Regions from separate parts of the Homo sapiens genome. Here region 2 is linked to region 1. Evidence: chromatin loops called from intact Hi-C (ENCODE). Cell type or tissue: CD4-positive, alpha-beta T cell. All regions are shown on one strand. Links, peaks and the distances in the headings refer to the core of each region. The heading gives the core; the rest is flanking DNA.

What was found. Peaks named below come from ENCODE experiments on the same cell type or tissue, not always from the same donor. Only the 100,000 strongest peaks of a DNase experiment are listed, where the experiment ranks them.
Region 2: a loop joins it to region 1, with 2.3 times the contacts of the local background. A loop is called at or near these places in 5 of 110 quality-filtered maps.

Annotation. Positions count from the first base shown.
Region 1 is chr16:4,615,049-4,623,491 of GRCh38, reverse strand. No RefSeq gene overlaps it. Among named protein-coding and RNA genes, the nearest start is that of UBALD1, 4.4 kb to the right of the region's middle. RefSeq lists silencers at 6,871-7,100, 8,344-8,443 and enhancers at 7,151-7,410, 7,248-7,819, 7,820-8,392. In CD4-positive, alpha-beta T cell, for the core only: a CTCF peak has its summit at 6,896; DNase peaks (open chromatin) are centred at 6,211, 7,151 and 7,891; H3K4me3 peaks cover 2,170 bases; H3K27ac peaks cover 1,982 bases.
Region 2 is chr16:4,356,277-4,366,579 of GRCh38, reverse strand. It overlaps CORO7-PAM16 (CORO7-PAM16 readthrough), which reads left to right. Exons shown (of 31, transcript NM_001201479.2): 10 at 1,035-1,089; 11 at 1,520-1,577; 12 at 1,660-1,805; 13 at 1,891-1,983; 14 at 2,167-2,304; 15 at 3,842-3,968; 16 at 4,420-4,595; 17 at 5,111-5,219; 18 at 5,332-5,418; 19 at 5,495-5,637; 20 at 6,032-6,136; 21 at 6,217-6,302; 22 at 6,959-7,100; 23 at 7,195-7,284; 3 more. CORO7 (coronin 7) reads left to right here. Exons shown (of 28, transcript NM_024535.5): 10 at 1,035-1,089; 11 at 1,520-1,577; 12 at 1,660-1,805; 13 at 1,891-1,983; 14 at 2,167-2,304; 15 at 3,842-3,968; 16 at 4,420-4,595; 17 at 5,111-5,219; 18 at 5,332-5,418; 19 at 5,495-5,637; 20 at 6,032-6,136; 21 at 6,217-6,302; 22 at 6,959-7,100; 23 at 7,195-7,284; 3 more. Among named protein-coding and RNA genes, the nearest start is that of PAM16, 10 kb to the right of the region's middle. RefSeq lists an enhancer at 753-1,253. In CD4-positive, alpha-beta T cell, for the core only: CTCF peaks have their summits at 7,135 and 7,337 (motif pointing left); DNase peaks (open chromatin) are centred at 5,880 and 7,319.

The DNA of each region.
Region 1 (8,443 bases), core at 4,444-8,443:
TTGGCCTCCCAAAGTGTTGGGATTAGAGATGAGCCACTGCACCTGGCCTCAGACTTCCTCTTGTCAGGGGAACTTGGGAAGCCAAATGAGTACGGCAGCCAAGAGACTTGTGTGATTATGATGCAGGTCCAGGTCTTGGAGGAGCCTGATTAAATCTCCCTGCCCCACAACCAAGATCCACACTTACTGAGCATTATGTGCCAGGCATCATGCTGAGGGCTCTGCACATATCCTCTCATATAATTCTTTGATGTTGGCCGGGCGCAGTGGCTCACACCTGTAATCCTAACACTTTGGGAGGCCGAGGCAGGCAGATAGCCTGCACCCAGGAGTTCCAGAACAGACTGGGCAACATGTCATGACCCTGTCTCTACCAAAAATGTAAAAATTAGCCAGGTGTGATGGCACGCCCCTGTAGTCACAGCTACTCTGGAGGTGGAGGCAGGAGCATAGCTTGAGCCTGGGAGGTCGAGGTTGCAGTGAGCCATGATCATGCCACTGCACTCCAGCCTGGGTGATAGAGTGAGACCCTATCTCTAAAAAGGATAAAAATTTTAAAAAATAAAATATTAAAAAAACAGGCCAGGCACTGTGGCTCACGCCTGTAATCCCAGCACTTTGGGAGGCCGAGGCAGGCATATCACTTGAGGTCAAGGGTTTAAGACTAGCCTTGCCAATATGGTGAAACCCTGTCTCTACCAAAAATACAAAAAATTAGTTGAGCGTGGTGGTGCGCGCCTGTAATCCCAGCTACTGGGGAGGCTGAGGCAGGAGAATCGCTTGAACCTGGGAGGTGGAGGTTACAGTGAGCCCAGATTGCGCCACTGCACTCCAGTGGGAGTGAGAGAGCGAGACTCTGTTTCCAAAAATAATAATAATTAAAAAACAATTATCTGGCCAGGCACAATGGTTCACGCCTGGAATCCCAGGACTTTGTGAGGCCGAGGTGGGCGGATCACCCAAGGTCAGTTCAAGACCAGCCTGGCCAACATGGCAAAACCCCCATCTCTACTAAAAACATAAAAATTAGCTGGGTGTGGTGGCATGTGCCTGTAATCCCAGCTACTCGGGAAGCTGAGGCAGGAGAATCGCTTGAACCTGGGAGGTGGAGGTTACAGTGAGCCAAGATTGCCCCACTGCACTCCAGTGTGGGTGACAGAGCGAGACTCTGTTTCCAAAAATAATAATAATTAAAAAACAATTATCTGGCCGGGTGCAATGGTTCACACCTGGAATCCCAGCACTTTGGGAGGCCGAGGTGGGCGGATCATTCAAGGTCAGGAGTTGGAGACTAGCCTGGCCAACATGGCAAAAACCCGTCTCTACTAAAAACAAAAATTAGCTGGGTGTGGTGGCACGTGCCTGTAATCCCAGCTACTCGGGAGGCTGAGATGGGAGAATTGCTCGAACCTGGGAGGCGGAGGTTGCAGTGAGCGGAGATCGCGCCACTGCACTCCAGCCTAGGCGACAGAGCAAGACTCTGTCACAGAAAAACAATCTGATGTAGATTCTATTTCTATTACCAATTTACAAAACAGTAAAGTGAGGCTCAGAAAAATGAAGTACCCTAATGAGGTTGCACAGTAGGTGGGTGGCACAGCTGGAATTGAGCCAGGCCACTGCTCTTACCTGGGCACGTCCCTGCCTCCACAGAGGCATGCTCCAGAGTGCCAGATTGCCAGGCTCTTGCCCCCAGATGGATGGGCCTGAAGCCCCCCACCCATTGTGATCTCTCTTCATTTTATATTTCTTTCCATTGAATCACGTAACTCACGTACATGTACATGTATTTGTGTATCAACGCTGCATTCAACTGACTGCCCTCCTCATTTGCGGGGAGGAAGGGAGAGTCCTGAGCATCAGCTGTTCCCACTGAAAAACAACACTAAGAGCATATCCTCCCTATGGAGCCTGTGCCAGAGCAGTCATTTCCACCAGGTGGATGTTTCATTAACTCTTCTTCTCAACAGAGCTTTGGACTCAAGGTGTCCTCAAAGCCCTTTCAGCAGTATTTTTCTGTGCTTACCCACACCCAGATGGAAGACAGGCCCTTCCCGATTTGGTCCAAGTTCCATTATCAACATCTGAGTGGATTCATTTATTTTTATTTATTTATTTATTTATTTTATTTTTTTTGAGATGGAGTTTCGCTCTGTCGCCCAGGCTGGAGGACAATGGTGCAATCTCGGCTCACTGCAACCTCCGCCTCCCGGGTTCAAGCGATTCTCCTGCCTCAGCCTCCGTAGTAGCTGGGATTACAGGCATGTGCTACCACGCCCGGCTAATTTTGTATTTTTAGTAGAGACGGGGTTTCTCCATGTTGGTCAGGCTGGTCTCGAACTCCTGACCTCAGGTGATCTGTCCGCCTCGGCCTCCCAAAGTGCTGGGATTACAGGCGTGAGCCACCGTGCCCGGCCTGGATTCATTTATTTATTTACGTTTGGAGACACAGTCTCACTCTGTCACCCAGCCTGGAGTGCAGTGGCATGATCATGTGGGATCTCGGCTCGCTTTAACTTCCGCCTCCCAGGTTCAAGCGGTTCTCCTTCCTCAGCCTCCCGAGTAGCTGGGATTACAGGCACCCACAACTAATTTTTGTATTTTCAGTAGAGACAGGGTTTCACCACGTTGGCCAGGCTGGTCTTTAACTCCTGACCTCAGGCAATCCCCCCACCTTGGCCTCCCAAAGTGCTGGGATTACAGGCGTGTGCCGTCATGCCTGGCCAATTCATTGATTTATTCAACAAATATTTATCCTGCAGCTACTATGTGACAGGTGATGAACCAGGCAACAGGCATCAAATGGTAGGACAAGCTAGACATGGAGGCTGCAGGCAGGTGAGGAAATAGACGCTAGAAAGGTTAACAAGTATATAATTCCAGAATGTGGTGGGTGCTCTGCAGAAAACGTTGAGATGCAATTAATTGACACTATTGGCAGGGGAGTCAGGGAAGGGGTTTTTTTGAGGAGGTGACAGCTAAGCCAGGACTTGATTTATTTTTTGTTGCTGTTGTTGTTGCTGTTGTTTGAGACGCAGCCTCACTCTGTTGCCCGAGGTGGAGTGCAGTGGAGCGATCTCAGCTCACTGCAACCTCCGCCCCCTGGGTTCAAGCAATTCTCCTGCCTCAGCCTCCCGAGTAGCTGGGACTACAGGCGCGTGCCAGCACACCCAGCGAATTTTTGTATTTTTAGTAGAGATGGGGTTTCACCATGTTGGCCAGGCTGGTCTTGAACTCCTGACCTCAGGTAATCTACCCACCTCGGCCTCCCAAAGTGCTGGGATTATAGGCGTGAGCCACCGCGGCCGGTTGCTAAACCAGGACTTGAAATACAATTAATAGCCAGCCAGGCAAAGTGTGAGGGATTAGGCTGCTCCAGGTTCTAGGTAGGGGTAATGGCATATACAAAACCTCTATAGTGGGAAAGAACTGAGTACGGCACAGGACTAGAATCAAGTGAGGGAGATGGCAAGGCAAGGGCCAGATCTTGCCTCACATTCAGCCAGCATTGGGCTCTCTGAAACGTAAAGACAGGGCCAGGTGCGGTGTCTCACGCCTGTAATCTCAGCATTTTGGGAGGCCAAGGCAGGTGGATCGCTTGAGCCTAGGAGTTCGAGGCCAGCCTGGGCACCATGGCAAAGCCCTGTCTCTACAGAAAATATAAACATTAACCAGGCGTGGTGGTGCACATGTGTAGTCCCAGCTACTTGGGAGGCTGAGGTGGAAGGATCCTTTGAGGCTGGGAGGTCGAGACTGTAGCGAGCCATGATTGTGCCACTGCACTGCAGCCTGGGTGACAGAGTGAGACCCTGTCTCAAAAATAAAATAAAATGAAAAAAAAAAAAAAAGAAACATAAAGACAGACGCTGGAGACGACTGGTGGCTTCCTGGTCTGAGTGCCTGAGTCTCAAGTCTAGACTTCTCAACCCCCTGAGTGGGCAGGATCCTGGCGTATTCTGGTGCTCCCAGAGCCAGGCACCCGGTGGGTGTCTGATAAGCACATCTGTGGAATAAATCAAAGAATGGGGTGAGGAGGAGGCGGCCAGGGCCCTGGGCCCCCCATGGACTGGCCATGTGAAGTCTGGCAAAGCCTTGAACCTCTTGGGCCCTCAGGTGACATAAGGGCACTGCTGGAAATGCCTTCTCCTCTCCCTCCCACTAGGTGCTGGCCCCAGCTGTCAGGTTCCATCCCAGCCTGCTAAGGAATCCAAAGTTCATTCTCCAACCAGGCTAATCCTGGCTAAAAACAAGGTTGTTTTTTAATTCCCTGTTGCCCGTGGAAAAACAAGCTGGCTTAGGGGATGGGGGTGAGGGGGTTGCATGGAGACCAGTAGGGTGACCTTTGACTCTGCCAGCCCCACCTGCCCAACTCTTGCCAGCCTGCTGGCCTGAGAGAGATCCTCCTGAGCTGGGCAAGCCTGGGCAGGCAGCTGAGTGGTACCTGGACGATGGTGGAAGGAGGGGTGAAGGCACTTCCTGCCTCCCTATGCAAGGCAAGCCCTTAGTGGGCCCTGCCGGGACAGTGTCCCTCCTCCCTTGCCAGAAATGCACCATGGGTGCCCGCTCTTCTCCACAGGTTCTGAATGTCAGAGGGTAAGGCTGGATTCCAGCCTCAGTTTTATCTGTAAAATAGGGCTAGGGCTTCCCAGAGTGGTCCAGATGGAGGCAAACAGGTGAGAGCACTAGAACCGTGCAAATAGCACCAGGCCCTGCACTCTGCATTTTACAGGCATTAATCTTCCACAGCAGTGAGGCCAGAACTCAGCCCCGCCAGTGAGAAAGTGAAGCCCAGAGCTCTGGTAACTCGCTCAACATTAAGCATTAAGTCATTAAGCAGCGGAGTCAAGCCTGACACCCAGGTCTGTCTAGCTCCCGAACCTGCCCACCTTCTACCACACTGTGTTGTCGTCCTAGTGGTAATTATTATAGCGGGAATCATATTCAGAGCTGGTTTTTACTGTGGGCCTACCCTGTGGAGCACTTTGCCCATATTAATTCATGCATATGAGCTTTGCAAAGGTTAAGGAGCAACTCTTAGCAAGAGCAAACATCTCTTGGAACCATCAGGGTTTACAAAATACTGTGGCCCCTAAGTGATCCGCAAACAGCAGGAAAGAATTTTAAACTGTATTTCCCGTGGTCAGATGGCTTCTGCCGAGGCTAAGTGCCTGCCTGGGAAAAGCCAAGACTCAGTGTCCGCCCCTTGCCTATAGGCCAGGCTCCCAGCCCCAGCCCTCAGAGACCAACTCCACTGCACCCTGACTCCCTTCCCTCCCCAGCCCTCTCCGCTATCTCAGTGCCCCAAGCCTTCCCCACCACCCTACCCTCCCACCCCAGGACATTTCAGGTCCAGTCCACTAGTTCCCCTACTGTCCTCCTCCCACCACCCAATGGGAGAGTCCTTGGTCAGGCTTGAGGGGCCCGGGTAGGAGCCGCAGCTTGAGGCAATTCCCTCCATTCCATCCAATTCCGAAGGCAGGGCAGACTCCCCTGGAACCAGACACATCAAGAACGTCGCCTAGTTCAGACCGGAGCTCTCCACCACCATCTGATCCCAGCACAGCCACAGCCACAGTGATCCCAACGTGTCCAAGGGATCAGATCTGTTTACACATTTCAGTATCCCCTAACTCACCCCCAGGGCCAGTGCCGGCCTCCCTAGGGCATTTTTTATTTTTTGGAGACAGGATCTTGCGCTGTTCCCCAGGCACAATCACGGCTCACTGCAGCCTCTGACTTCCCAGGCTCAAGCAATCCTCCTACCTCAATCTGTAGCTGGGACTCCAGAATTTTTTTTTTTTTCTTGAGACAGTCTTGCTCTGTCGTCTAGGCTGGAATGCAATGGCGCGATCTCAGCTCACTGCAGCCTCCGCCTCCTGAGTTCAAGCAATTCTCCTGCCTCAGCTTCCCCAGTAGCTGGCACTACAGGCGTGTGCCACCATGTCCGGCTAATTTTTGTATTTTTAGTAGAGACGGTTTGACCAGGCTGGTCTGGAACTCCTAACCTCAAGGGATCTGCCCGCCTCGGCCTCCCAAAGCGCTAGGATTACAAGCGTGAGCCACGGCGCCCGGCCAATTTTTTTTATTTTTTATTTTTTGTAGAGACGAGGGTCTCACTATGTTGCCCAGACTGGTCGCAAACTCCTGGACTCTAGTGATCCGCGCCCATCTCGGCCTCCTAAAGTGTTGAGATTACTTACAGGTGTGAGCCATGGAACCCAGCTAATTCTCTGTTTTTTTGTTGTTGCTTTGTTTTTTGGTTTTTTTTTTTGAGACAGAGTCTTGCTCTGTGGCCCAGGCTGCAGGGCAGTGGCGCGATCGCGGCTCACTGCAACCTCCGCCTCCTGGGTTCAAGCGATTCTCCTGCCTCAGCTTCTGGAGTAGCTGGGATTACAGGCGACTGCCACCACGCCCGGCTAGTGTTTGTATTTTTAGTAGAGAACGGGTTTCGCCGTTTTGGTCAGGCTGGTCTCGAATTCCTGACCTCAGGTGATCCGCCAGCCTCGGCCTCCCAAAGTGCTGGGATTACAGGCGTGAGCCACTGCGCCCGACCCGAACTCAGCTAATTTTCTTAAAATGTAAATCTCTGTAGAGGCGTGTTCTCAAAGTCCTGGGCCTAGGCAATCCTCCCTCCTCGGACCCCGAGTAGGTGGGATTACAGGCCACCGCGCCAGCCCGGGAGGGCATTTTCCATCTTGCAAGGCTATACTCGTCCTCCGGGTTTCCGAAATTCGCTCCCAACCCCAGCCGTTCTCACAGCCCCCACCCGGCTATTGCTCTTCTGTCGCCCCACGCTAGGTCAGGGCCAGGAAAAGAGGAAAGACTCAACAAATAGTGTCTCAACGAAGGAGGCTGGGGCCAGGGGGCGCAAGGAGCCGGACCAAGGTCACCTAGAGCTGCTATGATCGCGCCTTACCGCCCCCGGGCGCTCGAAGCGGGCTAAAGCCTCACTAGCTGTCAGCAACGTCAACCGGAAGCGCCATGTGCCGGTCTGTAAACACCGCCCGGTCGCCCCGCCCCCGGCTCCGCCCCCGGCCTCCCCGGCCCAGCGCCCGCCCCCGCCGCCTCTTCATTGGGCGACCAGCTTTGTTTACCTTATATGGCCAGGTCCTAACACCCCGAGGCTGTCCATTGGTCGAGGCACGACCTCACTCAGCTGACGTCACCGGGACCAAACGATGCAAATAAACCGAGGCATTCTGGGAAAGGGAGTTTGGGGCCGCTCCGGAACTGGCTCTGCCGGGCCTTGGCGCCCGCCCGCTAAGGGCCGAGATTTCCGGCAAAGAGCACGAGATTTTGCGTGGGAAAGCGGGAGAACTGCTGGGAGGGGGACCCCGAAGCACCAGAGGCTGCTGGCCCCGCCAGCCTGTCCCAGGCGCCGTCCAGAGGGTCATGGGGCTACAGTGGGGCAGGCCCAGAGCCAGGCTAGGAAGGACCCATGCCACGAGTGGGCGATGAGAGATTGAGTGAGGAGAGCTAGGAGGCTAGCTATAGGCGGTGACGTGCGGCGGAGCTTTTAAGTGGCTCATTCATTCATTCACTGAACGAGTATTTGTCGGCGCCTACAGTGTGCCGGGCCTTTCAGCCTAGACCAGCCGATTTGGGCCAAAATTCCTAGAGACCCCTCTCTTAAGGGCGTGCCTACTATTTAACACAGAGCGATGCCAATCACAGAGGGGTTCAGGGTCCCTAGGTCTTAGCAAAGACGCCTGTGGCCCGGCGTTTGCGCCCATGCACAGATCTGTATGCCCCACCTTGGGACCCCAATTCGTGCCAGAGCAGGGGCACGGGTGCCACCGAGAGCAATGAGGGCGACATGGACGTGCCTGGCTCTGGTCACGGTCTGGACAGCTGCGCACAGTAGGCACTTAGCGTTCAGTCACAGTCCCCGGGGCATGGCAAAGACGTCTGTGGCCTGGCGTTTGCGCCCATGCACAGATCTGTGGCCCCGGCCTCTGGGCTCCTAATTCCCGCCAGAGCAGGGGCGTGGGTGCCACCGAGAGCAACGAGGGCGACGTGGACGTGACTGGCTCTGGTCCCAGCTCAGGCGCCTGCACACATTAGGCACTCAGTTTTCAGACACCGTTCCTGGGCCTTGGCAAAAACGCCTATGCACGAACCTGAGGCCCCCGCCTGCGGACCTCCATCCGTGCCAGAGCAGGGGCCGGGTGCCACCCAGAGCAACGAGGGCGACGTGGACTCCCCCAACCCTGGTCACGGCCCGGGCATCCACACACAGTAGGCGCTCACAGTTCAGACACGGTCCCCAGGCCTTGGCCAAGATCCTGTGGTCAGGCATTTGCGCCCATGCACAGACGTGGCCCCCGCCAGCGGACCCCCATCCGTGCCAGAGCAGGGGCACGGGTGCCACCGAGAGCAACGAGGACGACGTGGACGCGCCCGGCTCGGGTTACGGCCCGGACATCCGCACAGCGGGCGCTCG
Region 2 (10,303 bases), core at 5,155-9,154, 260 kb after region 1:
ACAGAGGGAGACCGTGTCTCTTAAAAAAAAAAAAAAAAAAAAAAGCAAAGATCAGGAGCAAGAAACACAGGAAGGCAACTGGGCATCTGGGCATCTGTCAGAGTCCTTCCAGGTCCCCATTCCCCTCAAAAGGCCCTGGAGTGGGAAGGCAGCTCTCACAGGGCTGAGGGGCTGTGCAGGGGTCTCTGAGGGGCCCCGGGAGGGAGGCATAAAGCCCGGCCAGTGACAGGCAGTTGGCCAAGGCTGAGCTGGACATAGAGTGGCAGGGGCTCTGGGGGCTTCCGGCCCGCCCACTCTATTCCCAGCTGCCACCCCGCCCTGCTCCTGCCTCGAGACCAGAGAAGGCCTGGGAGCATGCTGCTGGCAGGCTCGGCCGGGGCAGCAGGCCTGGGGTGTGCAGGGAAGCCCAGCGGCCGGAGGAGCCCCTTCTCCCGGGCACGTGGCTCAGATTTGGACACAGGAACTTTAACTCAGCATGGGGGGGTCTCTGAGCTTCCAAGATATCACTGAGGCACAGGAAACGTGGGGTAACTGAGTAGAGGGCCCCAAACCTTAGTGCAGATTCGGAACGGCAGGGCTGCCTGCACTGCTCCCGGATGCTGCCTGTCCACAGGCAGTGCCGAGTGGGGACGGGAGGCTCCTCGCCTCCGGCCTCACCTCTCCACCTTCCCTGGCAATGCTGGCCTGATGTCTAGGCTGTCGAAGGTGGGAGGGGCACAGAATGCATGTGGGGTCTTCTTGGAGGAAGAGCTGTGGCTGAGATCGGGCCCGAGTTCCCCTGTGCCCACTCCAGTCCTGGAGTGACGCAGGTGTGCAGGTGGAGGCCCTGGGGAGGAGCAGCTGGGGTGTGGGCGTGTGTTGGGCATGTGGGAAGCTCAGGAAGAGGAGGGGGTTCCTGGGGACCAGGCTGAACATGGCTGGATGGCCAAGCGGCTCCCAGTCACTGTGGTGCCTGTCCTGGGCTCCTACATGGGGTTACGAGTCTGGCAGCCCTCCCACTGCCCTGACCCGCCATCTTGCCCTCTCTTCCCCAGGTGTCTCGTGCCTCTGCTGGACCCTGACTCTGGGCTCCTGGTCCTGGCAGGAAAGGTGAGTGAGAAGCTGGGGCTCCCACCCACATCCACAGCCTGGAGTCCAGCCCCTGGCCTTCCCCAAGAGAGAGGAGGAACTCGAACAGGGCCTCTGTGTCTTCCCCTGTGCAGCCAAGGTGACTGTAGCTCTCCTAGAACACTGGCCTTCCTGAGAACAAGGCCGAGAATAGAGCAGTGTCAGCACACAGTCAGCACTCCATAAATACTGACGTACACCCCCGGTGCTCACCCCATGTGCAACGAGGCTGAGCAAGTGAGGTAGTCAGCCTAGGGCTCAGCTCAGCGCCCAGCATGTTGGGGAGCCCCATCTCCAGCCACTGTGGTTCTGTGGCTCAGGTCCTTGGGGACCTGTGGGGGAGCTGATGCCAGTCCTGGGCCCTCCCCAGGGGTTCAGTCAGCAAACGGGGCTCAGTTCAGACTCATTTCAGGGCGAGAGGCAGCTGTACTGTTACGAGGTGGTCCCGCAGCAGCCGGCGCTGAGCCCAGGTAAGCCTTGCTTCCTCGCCCCCATCCCCTACCCTCCCCTCCCCTGCCCATCCTGCCTGTTCCCCTATGGTGTCCTCAACAGTGACCCAGTGTGTCCTGGAGAGCGTGCTGCGTGGGGCTGCCCTTGTGCCCCGGCAGGCGCTGGCCGTCATGAGCTGCGAGGTACTCCGCGTCCTACAGCTGAGCGACACAGCCATCGTGCCCATCGGCTACCATGTGCCCCGCAAGGTGAGGGGGACTTGGGCGAGGGACTGCGGGGGCTGGGGAGTCGGGGGGCCTGGGCCTCACTAGCTGCCTGCTTGTCTGCGGCCAGGCTGTGGAGTTCCACGAGGACCTGTTCCCGGACACTGCCGGCTGTGTGCCTGCCACCGACCCCCATAGCTGGTGGGCTGGGGACAACCAGCAGGTAGGACCAGGGCTGGCTCACCTCTCCCAGCCTCCCCGAGTCCCTGGTAGCCCCGTGTGGCTGTGTGCCAACTCAGTCTGGCCTGCTGGGTGCCCCCCATCCCTACCCAGTTGACCCTCCCATGGGGGCCCTCCTGACCGGGCAGCCCATGCCCCCATCTCCCCACTGCCGGCCTCCATGCAGGTGCAGAAGGTCAGCCTCAACCCCGCCTGCCGGCCCCACCCGAGCTTCACTTCCTGTCTGGTGCCCCCTGCGGAGCCCCTCCCTGACACAGCCCAGCCTGCGGTGATGGAGACACCCGTGGGTGATGCAGACGCAAGCGTAAGTACCAGGGCCGCCCCCATCCTCCCTCAGCGACACTGCAGTGGCTGCCCTGAGTGTTCACCGGCTGAACGGCCTTTTTTTTTTTTTGAGACAGTGTCTCACTCTGTCACCCAAGCTAGAGTGCAGTGGCGCAACCTCGGCTCACTGCAACCTCCTCTTCCTAGGTTCAAGCGATTCTCCTGCCTCAGCCTCCCGAGTAGCTGGGATTACAGGCATGTGCCACCATGGCCGACTATATTTTAATTTATTTTTTGAGACAGAGTTTCGCTCTTATTGCCCAGGCTAGAGTACAATGGTGTGATCTCGGCTCACTGCAATCTCCGCCTCTTGGGTTCAAGTGATTCTCCTGCCTCAGCCTCCCGAGTAGGTGAGATTACAGGCACCCGCCACCATGCCTGGCTAATTTTTGTATTTTTAGTAGACATGGGGTTTCACCATGTTGGTCAGGCTGGTCTCGAACTCCTGACCTCAGGTGATCCACCCGCCTCGGCCTCCCAAAGTGCTGGGATTACAATCATGAGCCACTGCACCTGGCCTAATTTTTGTTTTTGTTTTTGTTTTTGAGATGAGTCTCGCCCTGTCGTCTAGGCTGGAGTGCAATGGTGCGATCTCGGCTCACTGCAACCTCCGCCTCCCAGTTTCAAGCAATTCTCCTGCCTGAGCCTCCTGAGTAGCTGGGATTACAGGCGTGCGCCACCACGCCTGGCTAATTTGTATCTTTAGTATCTTTAGTAGAGATGGGTTTTCACCATGTTGGCCAGGCTGGTCTTAAACTCCTAACCTCATGATCCACCTGCCTGGGCCTCCCAAAGTGCTGGGATTACAGGCGCGCACCACCACGCCTGGCTAATTGGTATCTTTAGTATCTTTAGTAGAGACGGGTTTTCACCATGTTGGCCAGGCTGGTCTTGAACTCCTAACCTCATGATCCACCCGCCTGGGCCTCCCAAAGTGCTGGGATTACAGGCGTGAGCCACCGCGCCTGGCCAATTTTTATATTTTTTTTAGTAGAGTCAGGCTTCACCATGTTGGCCATGCTGGCCTTGAACTCCTGACCTCGTGATCTGCCCTCCTCGGCCTCCCAAACTGCTGGGATTACAGCCTTGAGCCACCACGCCTGGCCCCAACCTTCTTTGTCAAGTGTAACAGAGACAGAGAAACACGTGGAGCATAAAGAAGGAACTTGCACAGTGCTTTCTAAATTGGGCAAACACTTAAAAAGCAAGAATTTTCATACAGATCTAGATTTCTGGCTTCTCTTAAAATACTGGCAGATCTAACCCACTGGGCACACCCTCCTGCAGGGCTGGGAGCCAGCAGCTGCCACTTGCTGTCCCCGCGGTCTGAAGCTCGGCTGCTTCCCTGTGTGTCTGCGTTTATGCCCGTGCCCCCCGCCGCTCCTGTCGCATGCCCACAGTGGGGGCTCCTCCAGTCCGCAGGGGGCCCAGAGTGGTGACCCTGGAGTCCGCTGGCACCCCCTCCTTTTGGCCAGTACACCTAGGAGCAGGCTGGCTGACCCCATGCCCCTCCCCAGGAGGGTTTCTCTTCCCCTCCCAGTTCGCTGACCTCGCCCTCCACGCCCTCCAGCCTGGGGCCCTCACTCTCCAGCACCAGTGGCATCGGGACCAGCCCCAGTTTGAGGTCGCTGCAGAGCCTGCTGGGTAAGGAGGCAGGACGGGGAGCTCACCCCTACCGCAGGAGCCCTGTCTGCCCCACTCCCCGTCATCCTCCTGTGTACCCTACTGCTGAGCACAGGCCTCATGCAGGGCACCCCCCTCACCCAGACTCACTGGCAGGGTCATTTGTCCTGGGGGCTGGGGTGTGGTGGCTGAGTCTCACCTGCAAAATAGGAGGGCGGCTGGGGCCACCAGCTTCTGAGCAGCCAAAGCCCTGGGCTCCACCAAGATTCCCCGAGCCACCATGGAACAGGGTATATCATTCCAGACATTATTCCTGGGCGAGTTGCATCCACTGGATTAGCAAAGGCCTGGGCCTAGGTCCATGCTGTACATCCACCTGGGGTGAGGGGAGTGGGCAGCCGGGACTCAAAGAGTGCAGGGCGGGCGGGGACGGCATCCTCACACGTGGTTCCATGTCCCTGCCACCTGCCAGGCCCCAGTTCCAAGTTCCGCCATGCTCAGGGCACTGTCCTGCACCGAGACAGCCACATCACCAACCTCAAGGGGCTCAACCTCACCACACCTGGTGAGAGTGACGGCTTCTGTGCCAACAAGCTGCGTGTGGCCGTGCCGCTGCTCAGCAGCGGGGGACAGGTGGCTGTGCTTGAGGTGAGGGCCCCACCCCACCAGGGCTGCCCCTCAGTTCCCTGCCTGTGGCAAAGACGCGGAGGGCCTTAGCTACCCACACAACACAGGGAGCACAAACCTTGTGTCAGGCTCCTGCCCGCCTGTCCTGTGATCCTCCCAGCCACCTGCCATGGGGCCTGCCACTTTTATCCCCATTTTACAGATGAGGGAGAAGAGGCACAGAGAGGTTTAGTGACCTGCCCGGGTCACACAGCTGTGTAAGTGGTGGAGCTGGGATCCGAAGCCCGGCCACCTGAGCCCTAAGCCGGAGCTTTTCCCGCCAGTTCACGCTGCTGCCCCCTCACTCTCTGGGGCCTTGTGGTTGGCACTTGGGGCTCAGAGCGCAAGGTGGTCAGGGCAGAGAGCTTGGGTCACCCAGCGGTGGGAGCCTCTGCTGCAGAGGGTGGGCTCCCAGACATGCTGCTTGCCCGCAGCCCCTGGGGACTGGCTTTTCTGCCTGGTACTGATGGGCCTCGGGGTGGGGGCACCTCCCACAGCTACGGAAGCCTGGCCGCCTGCCCGACACGGCACTGCCCACGCTGCAGAATGGGGCAGCTGTGACTGATCTGGCCTGGGACCCCTTTGACCCCCATCGCCTCGCTGTGGGTAAGGAGGCTGGGTGCCTGGGCTTGAGGGAGGGTCCTGGGTCCCGGATAGGGGCTGGGGAGCCCAGAGGTCTTGGGCTCAGCAATGATGAGCCCCTGTCTGTCCTCTGCAGCTGGTGAGGACGCCAGGATCCGACTGTGGCGGGTACCCGCAGAGGGCCTGGAAGAGGTGCTCACCACGCCAGAGACTGTGCTCACAGGTCAGGCAGGCTCAGGAATGGGGCTGGGGTGGCCAGTGTCTCCCAAGGGCTCCTGATCACCCCTGCCTTCCTCCAGGCCACACGGAGAAGATCTGCTCCCTGCGCTTCCACCCACTGGCAGCCAATGTGCTGGCCTCGTCCTCCTATGACCTCACTGTTCGCATCTGGGACCTTCAGGCTGGAGCTGATCGGCTGAAGCTGCAGGGCCACCAAGACCAGGTAGGACGGCTGCAGAGGTGGGGCCAGCAGTGTGGAGAGGCGGGGCCAGCAGTGTGGAGAGGTGGGGCCAGCAGTGAGGAGTGGCGGGGCCAGCAGTGAGGAGAGGCAGGACCAGCAGCGAGGAGGGGTGGGGCCAGCAGTGAGGAGAGGGGGGCCAGTGGTGAGGAGGGGCAGGGCCAGCGGTGAGGAGGGGCCGGGCTAGCATTGAGGAGAAGGGGGGCCAGCAGTGAGGAGAGGGGGGCCAGCAGTGAGGAGAGGCAAGACCAGCAGTGAGGAGAGGCGGGAACAGCAGTGAGGAGGGGCGGCGCCAGCAGTGAGGAGGGGCAGGAGCAGTGGGGAGAGGTGGGGCCAGCAGTGAAGCAAGGCTGTCTCTCATATCCCTTCCTGCCCCCAGATCTTCAGCCTGGCCTGGAGTCCTGATGGGCAGCAGCTGGCCACTGTCTGCAAGGATGGGCGTGTGCGGGTCTACAGGCCCCGGAGTGGCCCTGAGCCCCTGCAGGTGAGCACACAGGGGCTGGGGAGTGGCCTCAGACCTGGTTCAGGGGTGCTGGCTGGGTGTCACGCGATGTATCTCAACAGGAAGGCCCAGGGCCCAAGGGAGGACGCGGAGCTCGCATTGTCTGGGTATGTGATGGTCGCTGTCTGCTGGTGTCTGGCTTTGACAGGTGAGGACTCAGGCATCCCCATCCCCAGGCTTCAGAAGCCACCTGTGTCCCCCTTCTCCACAGTCACATACATTTGTCAGGCTTTCAGAAACCATTCCTGCCCCTCACTGGATGGTTGGGTGGGTGGGTAGATGATTGGATGAGTGGGTAGATGGGTGGATGGATAGGTGGGTGAATGGATGGATGGGTGGATGAATGAATGTGGGGATAGATGGGCGGATGGCTGGATGGATGAATGAGGGGGTAGGGAGAGATCGATGGATGAGTTGGGGGTAAGGGGGAGATGGATGCAGGGGAGGGTGAGGGGGGTAGGGGAGATGGAGGGATGTTTTGGGGGTAGTGGGGAGATGGATAGAGGGGTGGGTGAGGGGTTGGGGGGAGATAGATGCAGGGGTGCACAAGGGGCTCTGGGGGAGATGGAAGCAGGGGCGGTGAGGCAGTCAGGGGTAGATGGATGGGTGAGTGATTAGTGGAGGAGAAAGAGTCAATGGGGAACCCAGAGGTGGAGGGGCAGGTTAGGATGTGGCTGCGGTGCCGGGCCACACTAGGCCTCGCCTACAACCCAGAACAGAGCAGGGGCTACGTGGGCGCCTTCTCCCTGCCCCAGGCCCCTTCAGCTCTGAAACACCTGCTTCAGCCCCCAAACCCCCTTGCAGCCAAAGTGAGCGCCAGCTGCTCCTATATGAAGCTGAGGCCCTGGCCGGCGGACCCTTGGCAGTGTTGGGCCTGGACGTGGCTCCCTCAACCCTGCTGCCCAGCTACGACCCAGACACTGGCCTGGTGCTCCTGACCGGCAAGGTGGGCTGGGCTGGAGGGCGGGATGGCAGGTGAGAGGTGGTGGGGGGAAGGCCAGTGTTGCCGGAGGGTTCCCAGCCTGCCTTCTTCCCCGCAGGGCGACACCCGTGTATTCCTGTACGAGCTGCTCCCCGAGTCCCCTTTCTTCCTGGAGTGCAACAGCTTCACGTCGCCTGACCCCCACAAGGTGAGGCCACCCTGGCGCCTCGTCCCCGATGGGACCACAAGGCTGCCCTGCCCCCTGGTGGCCATGTGGGCAAGTACAGGAGCCTGTGGGTCGGGGGTCAGAGTCCTGGGCTGGGGCTGGGCCTGGGGCTGTGCCCAGTGACTGGCAAGAAGAGTTGCTGCTGGAATTATTTAGGAATTTTGAGAGCCATTGTCATACTCAACCATTATTAAAAATCATACTGTAGGCCGGGTACGGTGGCCTGGAATCCCAACACTTCGGAAGGCTGAGGCAGGAGAATTGCTTGAGCCCAGGAGTTCAAGACCAGCCTGGGCAACATAGCAAGACCCCATCTCTACAAAACAAACAAAAAATTGCACTAGATAAGGTTAAACTATATGAACCTACAATATGAACCTAAAAATAATATTAAAAACCAAAGTAATAAACACTCAGTTTATCACTTCTAATTAATTTATCCAATTTTACTATTATTTGTGCTGAGGTCACATGTTTCTGTGTTGGAGTGCATGGAGGAAATGCAGGATGATGTGCTATTTACATCTCTTCCCAACACCACATTCAGGGAGTGGAGGTGGCACGTAGAAGCTGCCCATGGTGGGAGTTTGTAAACTGTGGAAATAGGAAAACACCACAAATCAGGGCTTTCCCTCCAGAGAGCAGGTTGTTCAACATGATCAACACGTTACTGTCCAGGGACAGGCCCTAGGCATGGTGGTCCTAAGTGAGGGGTGCCGGCACCCTGGGGAGACTACGTGCCCAGCCATGAGCTCTAGGTCCCAGCGGCAGCTCCGACTCCCTTGCTCCCCCAGGGCCTCGTCCTCCTGCCTAAGACGGAGTGCGACGTGCGGGAAGTGGAGCTGATGCGGTGCCTGCGGCTGCGTCAGTCCTCCCTGGAGCCTGTGGCCTTCCGGCTGCCCCGAGTCCGGGTGAGGGTGGGGACCTGGGACTCCCATGCCCACCGCCTTCTCGGTGCCTAGAGGGGAGTTTGGGTCCCGTCTGACCCAGCTTCCAAACTTCCCTACCCATTGTTCATGGGGACACCTACCCCCTTCTGCTGAGATGCTGAAACTCATGGAAGCCCCAGGCTGGTGGGAGGGTCCCAGGTCTTGCCCTGTCCCTCCCCAACAGATGCCCGTGTGCCCTGGGCACCTGGTCAATGTCTCAGGACAGCCCGTTTCTCCCTCTGCAGAAAGAGTTCTTCCAGGATGACGTGTTCCCAGACACGGCTGTGATCTGGGAGCCTGTGCTCAGTGCCGAGGCCTGGCTGCAAGGCGCTAATGGGCAGCCCTGGCTTCTCAGCCTGCAGCCTCCTGACATGAGCCCAGGTGCACCGAGGGACTGGGTGTGGGGAGGAAGCGGGATGGGGGTTGGAGAAAGGGACAGAAGGCCCAGGTTGAAGTTCCATTCCTGTTGGCACGCAGAATCCTCTGGCCTTTGGGAGGGTGGAGTGGCTGTGTCAATCAGTCTCTGAGCCAGTGGAGGGCAGGGCTCGTGGTCTGTGTTTTCATCACAGGTCCCCACCCCTAACACACACACACACGCACACACTGTGGTGTCTAGGGCAGGGCTTATACAGTGAGGCTCCATTGACTGTTAATACCACCTCTTAGATCTGCGCCATAGAAATCCCCTAGGTCGGCCAGGCGCGGTGGCTCATGCCTGTAATCCCAGCACTTTAGGAGGCTGAGGCGAGTGGATCACCTGAGGTCGGGGGTTTGAGACCAGCCTGGCCAACATGGTGAAACCCCATCTCTACTAAAAATACAAAATTAGCCTGGCGTGGTGGGCGCCTGCAATCCCAACTACTCCAGAGGCTGAAGCAGGAGAATCGCTTGAACCCAGAGGAGGCGGAGGTTGCAGTCAGCCTAGGTCACATCATTGCACTCCAGCCTGGGCAACAAGAGCAAAACTCCATCTCAAAAAAAAAAAAAAAAAAAGAAAGAAAGAAAAGAAAGAAAGAAATCCCCGAGGGCTTGGCACCAAAGAGCCCTAACGAAGGGGACTCTCTGACACGTGTCCTTGCTCTGTCCCAGTGAGCCAAGCCCCCCGAGAGGCCCCTGCTCGTCGGGCCCCATCCTCAGCGCAGTACCTGGAAGAAAAGTCTGACCAGCAAAAGAAGGAGGAGGTAGGCATGGGAGAGAGCAGCTGTGCGGAGGTGACAGAGTCCTGGCTGCACCTGGCCACGGCCCCTTAGTTCTCCATCCCCAACCCAGACTGGGACAGCAGCCACATGTCACGTCCCCTTCACACCAGAGCCTGGTGGGGAGACCTTCCAGAGCCCTACCACTGACCATGGGGCCCGGGAAGTGGGGGAGGGCAGTGGGAGCCCTGCCCTGGCCAGGCCAAACCCAGCCTAAGCCGGCAGTTCTGGGCCCAAGTGCTTTTGGGACCTTGGAGTATATTTTGAGCACTTGAGGCCATGTGCAGAGATAGTAGCCCTTGTATCTGGTGCCACATGCCGCAGCCTCTCAGTCTCTTACTCCCCCTGTCTCTTCTTTGTGTCTTTTTCAATAGAAACCCATCGATTTTGTCAGGGCTGTAATTAAAATGGCTCTTTTGAGGCCGGGCACGGTGGTTCATGTCTGTAATCCTAACACTTTGGGAGCCCAAGGCAGGCGGATTGCTTGAGCTCAGGAGTTTGAGACCACCCTGGGCAACACGGTGAAACCCCGTCTGTACTAAAATACAAAAATTTAGCCGGGCATGGTGGCGGGCGCCTGTGATCCCAGCTACTCGGGAGACTGAGGCAGGAGAATCACTTGAACCCAGGAGGTGGAGATTGCAGTGAGCCGAAATCGTGCCACTGTACTCCAGCCTGGGTGACAGAGCGAGACTCCGTCTCAATAAATAAATAAATAAATAAAAATAAAAATAAAAATAAAATATAGTGGCTCTTTTGGCCAGGCATGGTGGTTCACACCTGTAATCCCAGCACTTTGGGAGACCAAAGCAAGAGGATATAAGTGATGGAGTTTGAGACCCAGCCTGAGACCAGTGAAACCCCATCTCTACAAAA